2 separate regions of the Homo sapiens genome follow, and region 2 is linked to region 1. Evidence: chromatin contacts called from ENCODE Hi-C data. All regions are on one chromosome and are shown on one strand. Each heading gives the region's core, a stretch centred on a gene start or an enhancer-like site at or near the end of the contact. The rest is flanking DNA. Distances are from core to core; before and after follow the strand shown.

What was found. Hi-C counts contacts between places; a loop is a spot of excess contacts on that map. Pooled maps may share reads with other maps.
Region 2: a map of naive thymus-derived CD4-positive, alpha-beta T cell shows a loop between it and region 1 (28-fold over the local background). The contact joins the promoter of MFAP1 here to the promoter of LCMT2 in region 1. A Hi-C loop is called at or near these places in 1 of 168 maps with a recorded cell type or tissue (naive thymus-derived CD4-positive, alpha-beta T cell), 1 of 37 single-sample maps with no recorded cell type and 7 of 50 pooled maps.

Annotation. Positions count from the first base shown.
Region 1 is chr15:43,325,353-43,332,343 of GRCh38, reverse strand. LCMT2 (leucine carboxyl methyltransferase 2) reads left to right here and starts at 1,771. Exons shown (of 1, transcript NM_014793.5): 1 at 1,771-6,991. The coding sequence starts at 1,855. The coding sequence ends at 3,915. It overlaps MAPDA (N6-Methyl-AMP deaminase), which reads right to left and starts at 1,672. Exons shown (of 13, transcript NM_001324366.2): 1 at 1,485-1,672; 2 at 344-444. RefSeq lists enhancers at 1,631-1,680, 913-1,863.
Region 2 is chr15:43,818,167-43,825,991 of GRCh38, reverse strand. It overlaps MFAP1 (microfibril associated protein 1), which reads left to right and starts at 1,302. Exons shown (of 9, transcript NM_005926.3): 1 at 1,302-1,501. The coding sequence starts at 1,423. RefSeq lists enhancers at 855-1,486, 1,239-1,498.

The DNA of each region.
Region 1 (6,991 bases), core at 522-3,021:
TACTTAATCTCATTTTAGAGGTGAGGATCCACTGACCCAGCAGGCATAGGTGAGCCCTTCTTCTAATCCCTTCAGAAGCAATTCTCAAACTGCTCAAATGTTCCATCAGATCTGAATGCCTTACACTAAACTGACAACTCTGTCACCAACTTTACAGAGAAAACAGAAGCCATCAGGTGCAAATTCCTTCTTTTTCTCTCTGCCCTACCTCACACCTGAGCTTATGATTATCCATAATCTTTTTTTTACCCCATCAGGAGTCACAGATAAAGGATTCATTCTCCTATCCCCACAACTAATACGTGCCCAGGATCCCATTTCTATCTATTCCAAGTTACTCTACCAGTGAGTTGTCTTCTCATTTTTCTGTTCCTTCAACCTCTCCCTCTCCACTAGCTGGTTTCCCTCACAGGACCAACACGCATGTGCAGTATTTGCTTCCACCTGAAAACAAAACAAAAGACTCTTTTATCCCACAATATTCTTTAGCCACTGCCCTGACCCTTTTTTCCTTCTGAGTTAAGCTCCTCGAAAGTATAATAATTTAGACTGGATACCTCCTTTAACTCACCTCCTATTCACTGAAACATGGATTCTGCCCTTATTGCTCCACAGAAACTGCTCTCCCTAAGGCCATTAATGAGCTTTTAAACACCAAATCTAAATGTCACTTTTCAATTACCGAATCTTTATCCTGATCCAAACCTTTTCTTTCTTATTTCATTTTGTTCCACAAGAAAACATTGGAAAATACGAAACTTTTTCTTGACTCCAGTATCCAAATCTGCTGGACTCCAAAACTCACACTCTTAACCATTATGCAGTACCACCTGTAGTTAACCATAAAGTTATCTGATTTCCTTTTCTATTTCAGCCAGTCAGTCACCAAATCCCAGTGAACAAATGATAAATTTCCTAAATGTCTCTGGAAGTGGTTTCCTATGGATGACTCCCAGACACCCAATTTAGAAACTTTATGATTATTCTGAAGTCTAACCTGGATTTACTCCTTAAAAACAAAGCTCAGAACATATCACAGGGAACAATCACCTCTCTTCAGTGACTCCCCTTTCTGGGGACATATTCAACACTACTTTAAAATCCACAGAATTCTCCAAGGCGGTGTGATGAGAAAGAGAGGCTGAGTGGTTTATTCACCGTCAGTCTAACATAGGGCTGGGAATACAAGGGAATCAACAGTCTACTATCTGTGGGGAAACGTCTTCTTGTTAGGTGTCTATAAATTATTTGTAAAGGTCGGTTTCTTCAGTTTGCACCCTGGCCTTAGTGACTTGTTTTCAAGTTTTAAATGGGGTTCTCTTTTGCAACTGTGAGAGCATTAAATAAATCAGCAACTATTAGCACCCAAGGAAGCTAACTAATCCTTGCCTACTGAAGGTCCGTGGTGCCGACCCTTCTTGGCTCCTACCAGACCCTTCCTTGGCGGTCCAAGGAAGCCAAGTCGTCAGTCCCCACAGACTCACCTCTTAGAGATTTCTCAACTACAAGGACTTAGGCAAGGTTTCCCTTTTGACTGGAAGGCTTGTAGAAACGTGACAACCCGCCTTCCCTAACACTCATGTCACAGCGGTAGCGGACCGTATTCTGGGACAAATGGAACTCACGACATTCCAAAGAAAGGTCAGCCGCAAGCGAACTTAGCACTGGCTACACCCTCCTCAATTCTGGTTGGCGAGATGCGCTCTTCCCGGAAGTGACGCACAAGTGCCGGCGGAAGGGGAAGTCCAGGAGCATGGGTGGTTTTTTTCCCCCTACCGAGGTCCGTGAGGTGTGTGCTAACCAAGGGGCGGCTCACAACCGTGACAGACTGCCATTCCTGAGTCTCTTCTGGCCATGGGCCCCCGGAGCCGTGAGCGTCGGGCAGGCGCGGTACAGAACACCAACGACAGCAGCGCCCTCAGCAAGCGTTCCCTGGCCGCGCGCGGGTACGTGCAGGACCCCTTTGCCGCGTTGCTGGTTCCGGGCGCGGCGCGCCGCGCACCGCTCATTCACCGAGGCTACTACGTCCGCGCACGCGCCGTGAGGCACTGCGTGCGCGCTTTTTTGGAGCAGATTGGCGCGCCCCAGGCCGCGCTTCGCGCGCAGATCTTGTCTCTCGGCGCTGGCTTCGACTCGCTCTATTTTCGCTTAAAAACCGCGGGCCGCCTGGCCCGGGCTGCAGTCTGGGAGGTGGATTTTCCGGACGTGGCGCGGCGCAAAGCAGAAAGGATTGGAGAGACGCCAGAGCTGTGCGCGTTAACCGGGCCTTTCGAGAGGGGGGAGCCCGCGTCCGCGCTGTGCTTTGAGAGCGCAGACTACTGCATCCTGGGTCTGGACTTGCGGCAGCTCCAGCGAGTGGAGGAGGCCCTGGGCGCCGCGGGGCTCGACGCAGCCTCACCCACTCTGCTCCTGGCCGAGGCGGTGCTGACCTACCTCGAGCCGGAGAGTGCCGCGGCCCTCATCGCCTGGGCAGCCCAGCGTTTTCCTAATGCCCTTTTCGTGGTCTATGAGCAGATGAGGCCTCAAGACGCCTTTGGCCAGTTCATGCTGCAACATTTTCGGCAGCTAAACTCCCCCCTGCATGGCCTGGAGCGTTTTCCTGACGTGGAGGCGCAGCGGCGCCGCTTCCTTCAAGCTGGCTGGACCGCCTGCGGTGCCGTGGACATGAATGAATTCTATCACTGCTTTCTTCCCGCAGAAGAACGCCGGCGGGTGGAAAATATTGAACCCTTTGACGAATTTGAGGAGTGGCATCTGAAGTGCGCCCATTATTTCATTCTGGCAGCTTCTAGGGGAGACACCCTCTCCCACACCCTAGTGTTTCCATCCTCAGAGGCATTTCCTCGCGTAAATCCTGCTTCGCCTTCAGGGGTATTCCCTGCCAGCGTAGTCAGTAGCGAGGGCCAGGTCCCAAACCTGAAGAGATATGGCCACGCCTCTGTCTTCTTGAGCCCAGACGTTATTCTCAGTGCAGGAGGATTTGGAGAGCAGGAGGGGCGGCACTGCCGAGTGAGCCAGTTTCACTTGCTCTCAAGAGATTGTGACTCTGAATGGAAAGGCAGCCAAATAGGCAGTTGTGGGACTGGAGTTCAGTGGGATGGACGCCTTTATCACACCATGACAAGACTCTCAGAGAGTCGGGTTCTGGTTCTGGGAGGGAGACTGTCCCCAGTAAGTCCAGCCTTGGGGGTTCTCCAGCTTCATTTTTTTAAGAGTGAGGATAATAACACTGAGGACCTGAAAGTGACAATAACAAAGGCTGGCCGAAAGGATGATTCCACTTTGTGTTGTTGGCGGCATTCAACAACAGAAGTGTCCTGTCAGAATCAGGAATATTTGTTTGTGTATGGGGGTCGAAGCGTGGTGGAACCTGTACTAAGTGACTGGCATTTCCTCCATGTAGGGACAATGGCTTGGGTCAGGATCCCAGTGGAGGGAGAAGTACCTGAAGCCCGGCATTCTCACAGTGCCTGCACTTGGCAAGGGGGAGCCCTTATTGCTGGAGGTCTCGGGGCTTCTGAGGAGCCATTGAACTCTGTGCTCTTTCTGAGACCAATCTCTTGTGGATTCCTCTGGGAGTCAGTAGACATCCAGCCTCCCATTACCCCAAGGTACTCCCACACAGCTCATGTGCTCAATGGAAAGCTGTTACTGGTTGGAGGGATCTGGATTCATTCCTCCTCATTTCCTGGAGTGACTGTGATCAATTTGACTACAGGATTGAGCTCTGAGTATCAGATTGACACAACATATGTGCCATGGCCATTAATGTTACACAACCATACTAGTATCCTTCTTCCTGAAGAGCAACAGCTCCTGCTCCTTGGAGGTGGTGGGAACTGCTTTTCCTTTGGTACCTACTTCAACCCCCATACAGTCACATTAGACCTTTCTTCCTTAAGTGCTGGGCAGTAAGGACTGGACTAATATTCAGGACCCACTAAAGTAGACAATAAAGTTTTCCACAAATAGGATGACCCTCTAGCTATAGATACTGCCACTCCTCCTTTCCCCATCCTTTTTTTCCCTTAGCACTATTCAGTGCAAAAAGTGAAAAAGGTTGGTAAAATAGGTAAAATACCTAGAAACAATCACTACAGAAAACAGCTGAAGACAGTGGCCATGCAGTCCGAGAGGAGTAGTGGTCTGCCTCTAATTTTCTAATCTAAGTTCGTTTATTGAGTTACAGTGGTCTTTAGTAAAGTAAAACAATTTCCCAATCCCAGGCCTTGTGATTTGAGATGGTACCTTAGAAAAAGTTACACGCAGTTCCGTGGTTGAATATATTTGAGATGGTACCTTAGAAAAAGTTTCACGCAGATCCTTGGTTGAATATAGTTGAGGGAGCGTAGTATTGACAATTCTTCATGTAGGAAACCTGAAATGAACACAGTCACAGTTTGATTAAAACATTGTCCTGTTTGTTGCAACAGAAAACTCGGATAGTTTTAACAACAGGAAACACTTGTAGGACTTCCTTTACCAACATACTTTTTAAATGTTTTGCTATTGGTTCCATATTTATTTAGATTTATAAGTGTCAATAAAGCAAACTTTTGATGCCTCAATTCATTTTGCACGGGGTATAATAATGTTTTGTTCCAGATATACTCTCCACCTTTCACTGTTCTGTGCTCCAAGAGGCTGACCTTTATGGGCTGCATCAAGGAGCTCTCTTTACTTTTTGGTTGAGTTCCACCAGTCAGAGGCACCAGAGGGGAATGGGGGCAAAAAGAAGAGTGAGAGTGAGTTGGTATTTATTCCCAATTCTTCCCCTGTTGGTTTGCAAGTTGGCAGTGGCAGCATTCTTCTGTCAAAGGCTACAGCTCCTGCCGTGTAATCCTTTCCTGAAGACAGAGTTCTAATTCTGCATCATCCCAGGTTTCAGTAATTGTTCCTTTACTTCACCTTTTCAGGCCTAGGAGTTGTGATGGCTCTTTGCTAGACCTGAACTGTACTGTCCAATGTGGTAGCTATTGACAACATGTGACTATTTAAACGAATTAATAAATTCAGTGGCTTAGTCACATTGACCACATTTTAAGTGCTTAATAACTATGTGTGGCTTTGGCTACTGTATTAGACAATGTAGATGTAGAACATTTCATCGTTACAGAAATTTCTACTGGACACTGCTGACTGGATATCTTGACTTGGTTTCCCTTAACCCTACTCAGCCCCTTATAGTTAGCATCCCATTAAACTCAATTATCCCTTTTAAATGGGAATCTGTTGCCTAGTGAGCCATGTGAGATCAATGAAATAGCTATTCATCCTTAAAATTTGAGCCTTAATTTGTCATCTAAATTATGCATACCTTGTGAAATATACACCTCAAAAAATGTAGTGGCTTTGGTGGTAATAAGTGTATTACTTTAGTATTTCTTCTTAGTCCTAGAAACCTTAGTAGTTTTCATTCTACAAGTGCCTAAATGATTATTATGAACCATCATTGATGACAAATTGCATCCTTTATTTCTATTAATTTTGCATATAAATGGATGTGAAAGGTGATTAATATAAAAACCAAGTAGCAAACACAAACCTAAGTGTATGGAGAGGACAGTCTTGGCTCTGTTAGATGAAGCCTCCCCGGGGGAGACCAGCTGAATGAGGGTTGTGGTATAGGCTGGGCATGGTGGCTCACGCCTATAATTCCAGCACTTTGGGAGGCCAAGACAGAAGGATCACTTAAAGCCAGGAGTTTAAGACCAGCCCAGGCAACAAAGTCAGATCCCCATCTCTACAAAAAAATAAGTAGGCACGGTGGTGTGTGCTTGTAGTCTTGGATACTCTGGAGGCTGAGGTGATAGTGAGCTGTGATTGTGCCACTGCACTCCTGCCTGGTTGACAGAGTGAGACCCCGTCTCTTAAAAAGAAAAAAAAAAAAGGTTGTTGTCCAACTTCAGCTTTCCTGAGACTTTGTAAGAGCCATTTCTAGGGAAAGCATTGGTTATGGCTATGACTGAGTCCTGGGAAACAGGGCTTATTACAGCTGGGAAGACATCTGGCAAGGCGATCAGTGGGCCAGGTAGTAGAAAACTGGCAGGGAATATGATCAGCAGGAGAAAATGGCTGTTCTGTATTTCCTGTTTCTAAGTTTACTACAGCACACCCCAGCTTTCAGGAGCAGATAAAAGCAGAACACTGTGATGAGGCCAGGCGCAGTGGCACATGCCTTGATCCCAGCACTTTGGGAGGCCAAGGCTGGCAGATCACTTGAACTCAGGAGTTGGAGACCAGCCTGGCCAATATGGTGAAACTCCGTCTCTACCCAAAAAAAAAAAAAAAAAAAAAAAAAAAAAAAAATTATCCATCTATCTATATATACAAAGATTAGCCAGGGATGGTGGCGCATGCCTGTAGTCCCAGCTACTCAGGTACTGAGGTGGGAGGATTACTTGAGCCTGGCAGGTCGAGCCAAGATCATGCAACTGCTCTCCAGCTTGGGTGACAGAGTGAGACCCTGTCTCTAGTAATAACAACACTGTAATGAAATGAGTGTTCTCAGCTATGTAGTAGAGTGTACCAGAATTCAAACCTAGATCTAACTCCAAAGCCCAGGTTACACCTTCCACTATGATGCTGCTTACATCATGCCATCAGCCATTATTTCATTACTTTTGGGGGGAAAAGAAGGGAGGAGGGAGGTCATCTAGAGAATGTGGACGTGTGCCAGACCTAAATTAGGAGTGCAATAGTGCCTATTCTCTTGAGCACTGTCCATTAGGGCGCCTTATGAGTAACAGGGCTTGTTCTCCCGAGAGAAATTACCCACATTTCCTATAAGTGATTACCAGATTAAGCATGCCCTCCACCTCTAACTGAGCATCATGCTCAGTTAAGGAATTATTCATCTCTCGAGCTCTACTCATTAGAGCACTTAGAAGTATTGTCAGCAATATTTACCCTGTGCCTTTGGAGCAGCATTCAATATAGACTAGCGTTGAACCACAGTTTCATTAACAGTAATCTGCACAGTTGGAGGTGT
Region 2 (7,825 bases), core at 53-2,552, 490 kb before region 1:
AGCAACTTCAAGGCCCCTCATGACTCAAAAATTACTGATAAAACCAAACTTTTCATGGTGTCCTGTATAAAACATACTGTTTCTGGACTTTAAGACTTTGTTCCTACTGTCCCTTGTCTCCCCCGCAGTTATAAAGTCCTTTCTACTGTGAAATGTGTCCTGACTTTCCAATTAGCCAATATTATATATATTTTTTAACACGACTCAGCTTGTAAATTGGAGCTGCTTCTGTTATTATCCTGTAAGTCCTTAAAGAGTTCTTAAATAGGCCGGGTGCGGTGGCTCACCTCTGTAATCCCAGCACTTTGGGGAGGCCGAGGTAGGTGGATCATCTGAGGTCAGGAGTTCAAGACCAGCCTGGGCAACATGGCGAAACCCTGCCTCTACTAAAAATACAAAAATTAGCCGGGAGTGGTGGCCCACGCCAACACTCAGCACTGTGGGAGGCCGGAGTGGGCGGATCACTTAAGCCTGGCCAACATGGTGAAACCTCGTCTCTACTAAAAATACAAAAATCAGCAGGGAGTGGTGGCAGGCGCCTGTAATCCCAGCTAATCAGAAGGCTGAGGCACGAGAATTGCTTAAACCCGGGAGGTGGAGACTGCAGTGAGCTGAGATCGAGCCACTGCACTCCAGCCTGGGTGACAGAAAAAGACAGTCTCAAAAGAATAATAATTACTTAGATATTTAAATACAAACATTTTCTAGCCAGGAATGTATTTTAATAGGTAGTTTCCAGAAACTGGAAAAACCTGAAAGCCTAAAAAAGTGGAGTTTTGGGATTTCAGGTGGGCAATGTCCCAGGCACCTCGGGAGTTTTTTTTTTTTTTTTTTCGGTCACTGGCCTAAATCAGCACCACCTGCCCTGTGAAACCAAATACCGCACCACAGCCCACCCTGGCCTTATGAACTAAGCTAATCGGATACTACTGGCAAGATTTTTATTCCATCAAACTCTACTTCTTCTGAGCTTTCAACAAGCCATTCAAACAGTAACTCACTGTCGCCTGAGTTTCTTATTCACTATACCGTTCTTGGCTTCAAACCAAGCTAACACGTAAAATCTTTCATTCGAACCTTCCTCACCGCAGAGTCCTAACAGCAAAGCCCAAAGGAAGCAAAATTTCCCGCCAAAAGCTGCTTCCAAATTCTGCGACGTAGAGGACATGCGGGCAGCCAATGAGCATGCGCAGAAACCGACTCGACTTCCTAGCTGTGGGCGCCCAAACGTCGTCCACCATCCCACAATCCTCTCGTCACGTATTTCCGGTTTATCTAGCTCAGCCGTAAGTAGTTTCTCTATCAGTCGCGCAGCTGTGTTCGCGGACTCAGGTGGAAGGAATTTCTTCTCTTCGTTGACGTTGCTGGTGTTCACTGTTTGGAATTAGTCAAGTTTCGGGAATCACCGTCGCTGCCATCAACATGTCGGTCCCAAGCGCTCTCATGAAGCAACCGCCCATTCAGTCTACGGCTGGGGCCGTCCCAGTTCGCAATGAGAAAGGTACGGTGCTAACACCCTCTTCCCAGTCGAATTTTAACCCCTTCCGGCCCCAGCAACCTCCAGACCTCTCCCGGACAGACCACTCCAACCCCGCCAGCTCTTGAGATCTGGCTGCCAGATTCTTCGATCTTTCCACCCCCACCCACTTGCATCCGATCTTGTTCCTGTGGCCTGCTCTCGTATTCAGCAAGCACCTCTCTTCTGTTAGCCTCCACAAATTCCTTAGACTAATGTTACATATATATAATATATATTACACATATAAAAACATTAGGAACTTAAGTATATATCAGAATATATATGTCTAATATATATATGCTAGAATATATGTATTAGTCTAATATATATTATGATTAGAATATAATATCACTAATTACATATAATTACAAGAATTTATGTATTATTAGTGTAATTACTTAGGAACTTAAGTATATTATTAATCTAATAATTAGGAACTTAAGTATATATCAGAATATGTATATAATATCAGACTAGATAGATAGATAGAGAATGCCTGTTGGCAGGGCATTGTGCGGGATACAGTCCCTCTTTTGCTGTCCATAGAAGTCTGCTTATGCTGCCCAGGCTGGACTCGAATTCCTGGGGCTCAGGCTGTCCTCCTGCCTCAGCCTCCCGAGTAGATGCCGCCGTATCTAGTCTCAACATGGCTTTTGAGAATTATCTTTGGATCCCTATACATCTAATTCATTCATCTTAACAGCTTATGAATTCCATTGTATAAAATAAACTGTAATCCACACTTTATTCCCTACTGAGAGGCAGGTGGTTGTCCCCTTGTTCAAAAAAGTGCTGCGGCCAGGCACGGTGTCTTATGCCCATAAACCCAGCACTTTGGGAGGCTGAGGCGGGCTGAACACCTGAGGTCAGGAGTTCAAGACAGCCTGGCGATCATGGCGAAACCCCGTCTCTACTAAAAATACAAAAAATTAGCCATGCATGGTGGTGGGTACCTGTAATCCCAGCTACTTGGGAATCTGAGGCAGGAGAATTGCTTGAACCCGGGAGGTGGAGGTCGCAGTGAGCAGAGATCGCACCATTGCACTCCAGCCTGGGCCACAGTGTGAGACACTCTCTCAAAAAAAAAAAAAGAAAGTTCTGCAATTGTCATTCTCTAGCCAATACTAGCTTTATTTAGTACCTGTTGCCAATTGCTCCCCAAAGTAAGTTATAAGAACATAAGAATTTGTGGAGCACAGTGGCTTACACCTGTAATCTCAGCACTTCGGGAGGCTGAGGCAGGAGGATCGCTTGAGGCCAGGAGTTCAAGACCAGCTTGGGCAACATAGCGAGACCACCCCCCACCCCCGCCAATCTCTGCAAAAATAAAAATTAGGGCCCGGCGCGGTGGCTCACGCCTGTAATCCCAGCACTTTGGGAGGCTGAGGCTGGTGGATCACCTGAGGTCAAGAGTTCGAGACCAACCTGGCCAACGTGGTGAAACCGTCTCTACTAAAAATACAAAAATTAGCCAGGTGTGGTGGCAGGCGCCTGTAATCCCAGCTACTCGGTAGGCTGAGGCAGGAGAATCACTTGAACTCAGGGGGCAGAGGTTGCAGTGAGCCGAGATCGCACCATTGCACTCCAGCCTGGGGGACAAGAGCAAGACTTCGTCTCAAAAATAATAATAATAATAATAATTAAAAATTAGCGGGATGTAGTGATGTGCTCCTGCTACTTGGGGGAAGCCAAAGCAGGAGGATCACTTATGCTCGAAAGTTCAAAGATGCAATGAGCTATGATTGTGCCATTACACTCCAACCTAAGCAACAGATCAAGACCCTGTCTGTTAAAACAAAGGCTGGGCGTGATGCCTCAGGCCTGTAATCCCAGCACTTTGGGAGGCCGAGATGGGTGGATCACCTGAGGTCAGGAGTTTGAGACCAGCCTGGCCAACATGGTGAAACCCCGTCTCTACTAAAAATACAAAAATTAGCCGGGTGTGATGGCGCACGCCTGTAATCCCAGCTGTTTGGAAGGCTGAGGCAGGAGAATCACTTGAACCCGGCAGGTGGAGGTTTCATGGAGCCAAGATCATGCCACTGCACTCCAGCCTGGCCAACAGAGCAAGACTCTGTCTCAAAGAAAAAAAAGAAAACAAACTTTGAGAACCTAAGAGCTTTATTTCCCATATATTCATCATCTACACACTTGGTTGTATCAGATTTTTACATTTTTTGCCCAATCTAACAGGTGTGAAATGGTATCTCATTATTCTAATTTGCATTCCCCTGATTACTAGTGATGCTGGGCTTTTTTTTTTTTTTTTTTTGAGAAAGAGTTTCACTCTTGTTGACCAAGCTGGAGTGCAATGGCTCCATCTCGGCTCACCATAGAGCTACTGCGTCCGGCCGATGCTGGGCATCTTGTTCATGTGTCTAATAAGCTCTCTAGATTTTCTTTTCCATGAATTACCTGTTTCTGTCAGTTACCCACTTTCTGTTTGCTTTGTTTTTATATATTCCAAATCTATAGTATACGTTTCCCCATTTTTTGGCTTGTCTTTTAATTATGGAGTCTTCTCTTACACACGTTTCTAGTTTTAGTATTATCAGATTTATCAACTTTATCTTGTATGGTTTTAGCTTTTTTTTGTATATCGTTTAAGAAATAATCCTTCCCTGCACTGAGATCACAGATACTCATATTGTAAAGGTTTTCTATCTTCTGAGTGTTTGTATATATTAAATTGAGTTGAATACACACTTATACAAGACAGATTATAAGTTAGCTTACAGTCCAGTAGGGAATGTAAATATTTAAGATAAGTTTTTCATAGTTGCGTCTTTAATCCATCTGGAATTTTTGTGTCTGTGGTGGAAGTTAGAGGTCTAATTTTACTATATGGTTGGCCAATTGTCCCTTCTCACCCCATCCATTTTCTACTGATTTTTAATGCCATCCCTATAATATACTCGAGTTCTCATATAAGTTTGTTTTTCTTTTCTCTGTTACATTGATCTCTGTGTACTTCCTGGGTCACTGACATATCTGGTAAACTATGCCCCACCCCTCCTTCCCCGCCCCCATCAGCTTTATTCTTCTTCAGCATTGTCTTGGCATTTTGGGGCCTCCTGTTCTTCCATATGATTTTGGAATAAGCCTGGAGACAACTTTTAATGGAATTGCATTAAAATGATAGATTATACATTTATAGGTTAATTCAGGTGCAGTTGCCATCTTCTCATCCTTGAACATGAAATATTTCTCTATTTACATCTTTTTTATCTTTCAATAAAATTACATATTTTTCCTCCTAAAAGCCTTGTACATTGTTTGTTGGATTTATTCCACAGTATCTTATAGATTACTTGTGACCGTTAATGGTATTTTAAAACTATATTTTCTTCAGCCTGGGCAACATAGCGAGACCCCAAAAAATACAGTGCTCTACAAAAAAACAAAATTACCTGGGTGGTACCTGTCTGTAGTCCCAGCTACTGAGAGGCTGAAGAGGGAGGCTCACTTTAGCCCAGGAGGTTGAGACTGCAGTGAGCTGTGATCATGCCACTGCACACCAGCCTGGGTAACAGAATGAGACCCTTTCTCAAACAGTAGAAAATAAGCCAGGCATGGTGGCTCACGCCTGTAATCCCAGCACTTTGGGAGGCCCTAGGCAAGAGGATCACTTGAGTCCAGGAGTTCAAGACCAGCATGGGCAGCATAGTGAGACCTCGTCTGTACAAAAAAATTTTAAAAATTAGACCGGCATGGTGTTGCACGCCTGTAGTCCCAGCTACTTGGGAGGCTGAGGCAGGAGAATGGTTTGAGCCTAGGAGGCTGACGCTGCGGTGAGCCATGATTGCGCCACCGCACTCCACCCTAGGCAACAGAGTGAGACCCTGTCTCAAGAAAATAAATAAAAATAAAATTGTACTTTCTAATTATATGTAGCTAATGTACAGGTATGCTTATTTTTATAAATAAGTTTTTTATCTAGCATTTTTTCTGAACTCTTTTATCTATTTGTTATCTTGTGTTTTCTACAAAGACAACCATATAATCTGCAAATTATGGCAGTTTCTTCCTTTTAAATCCTTATAACTTTTCCTTATTGCCCAAATTAGAACCATAATACAGTGTTGACTAGAAGGTGTGATAGGTACAACATTAGGATGCTCACTGGTTTTTTTTGTTGTTGTTGTTTGTTTTTTTTGAGATGGAGTCTTACCCTGTCGCCTAGGCTGGAGTGCAGTGGCGCGATCTCGGCTCACTGCAAGCTCCGCCCCTGGGTTCACACCATTCTCCTGCCTCAGCCTCTTGAGTAGCTGGGACTACAGGTGCGTGCCACCACACCCGGCTAATTTTTTGGTTTTTTGTTTTTTTGAGACGGAGTCTCGCTCTCTTGCCCAAGCTGGAGTGCAGTGGTGCTATCTCGCTCACTGCAAGCTCTGTGTCCCGGGTTCACGCCATTCTCCTGCCTCAGCCTCCCAAGTAGCTGGGACTACAGGCACTCGCCACCATGCCTGGCTAATTTTTTTGTCTTTTTAGTGGAGATGGGGTTTCACTGTGTTAGCCAGGATGTTCTCAATTTCCTGACGTTGTGATCCGTCCGCCTTGGCCTCCCAGAGTGCTGGGATTACAGGCGTGAGCCACCACACCCAGCTGGATGCCCACTGATTTTTAAAGAGAATGCTTCTGGCCAGTCACAGTGGCTCACACCTGAAATCCCAGCACTTTATGATACTGAGGCTGGCAGATCACCTGAGGTCAGGAGTTCAAGACCAGCCTGGCCTACATGTTGAAACCCTGTCTTTACTAAAAAATACACAAATTAGCCAGGCATGGTGGTGGGCACCTGTAATCCCAGCTACTCAGGAGCCTGAGGCAGGGAGAATTGCTTGAACCCAGGGGGCGGAGGTTGCAGTGAGCGGAGATCATGCCACTGCACTGCAGCCTGGGCAACAGAGCGAGACTCCATCTCAAAAAAAATAAATAAATAAATAAATAGAATGTTTCTATTGTTTTATCATTAAGTATAAAGTCTGCTGTATCTATTATTTTTTAAAAATGTGACTTTAAAAAATAGTAGGCTAGGAGAGATGGCTCACACCTGTAATCCTAGCACTTTGGGAGACTGAGGCTGGAGGATCACTTGAGGCCAGGAGTCCAAGGCCAGCTTGGGCAACATAGCAAGACCCTTTCTCTACCTTTTAAAAAATAACAAACAAAAATAAAATTTTAAAAAGTAAAAATAGTATATTGCTTCCCTCCCATTGTTCATCTATCTATCTATGTACATTTTTTTTTGGAATTTTGTTTTGTTTTGTTTTGTTTTTAAAGACAGAGTCTTACTGTGTTGCCCAGGCTGGAGTGCAGTAGCACGATCTCAGCTCACTGCAACCTCCACCTTCCAGGTTCAAGTTATTCTCCTGCCTCAGCCACCTGAGTAGCTTGGATTAAAAAGTCTGTGCCACCATGTCTGGCTAATTTTTGTATTTTTAGTAGAGACGGAGTTTTGCCATGTTGGGCAGGCTGGTCTCGAACTCCTAGCCTCAACTGATCTGCCCACCTTGGCTTTCCAAAGTGCTGGGATTACAAGCATGAGCCACTGTGCCCAGCTATATATATTTTTGTGTTTGACACAGGGTCTCACTCTATCACTCAGGCTAAAGTGAGTGCCTTGGTGTGGTCATGGCTTGCCGCAGCCTCAACCTCCTGGGCTCCAGTGATTCTCCCACCTCAGCCTCCCATGTAGCTTGGGACCACAGGCATATACCACTATGTCCGGGTAATTTTTTTTGTTTTTAGTAGAGATGAGGTCTAAACCCAGGCTGGTCTCGAACTCCTGGGTTTAAGCAATCCTCCTGCCTCAACCTTCCAAAATGCTGCGATTATAGGCATGAGCCACTGCACCTGGCCCCCTCATTAATTTTCTAAGGTCAAACTATCCTTCTAGTCTTGGGCTAAATTCTAATAAGTTGTGTTGGTCTAGGGGTTTTTTTTTTTTGTTTCTTTTTTTTTTTTTGGTAGTTTTTATATTGCTGGGATAAATTTGCTCTTACGTTATTTAGTATTTTTGTATTTGTGTTTGTAAGTGAAATCCACCTAAAGTTTTCCTTTGAACTGTCCAATTTGGTTATCAAGGTTATACTCATAAAATAAGTTGGTTAGTTTTCACTGTCTTTGTTCACTAGAATTGTTTGTATTTGTAGGCTGGGTGCTGTGGCTCACGCCTGTAATCCCAGCACTTTGGGAGGCTGAGGTGGGCGGATCATGAGGTCAGGAGATCGAGACCATCATGGCTAATACGGTGAAACCCCATCTCTACTAAAAATACAAAAAATTAGCTGGGCATGGTGGCAT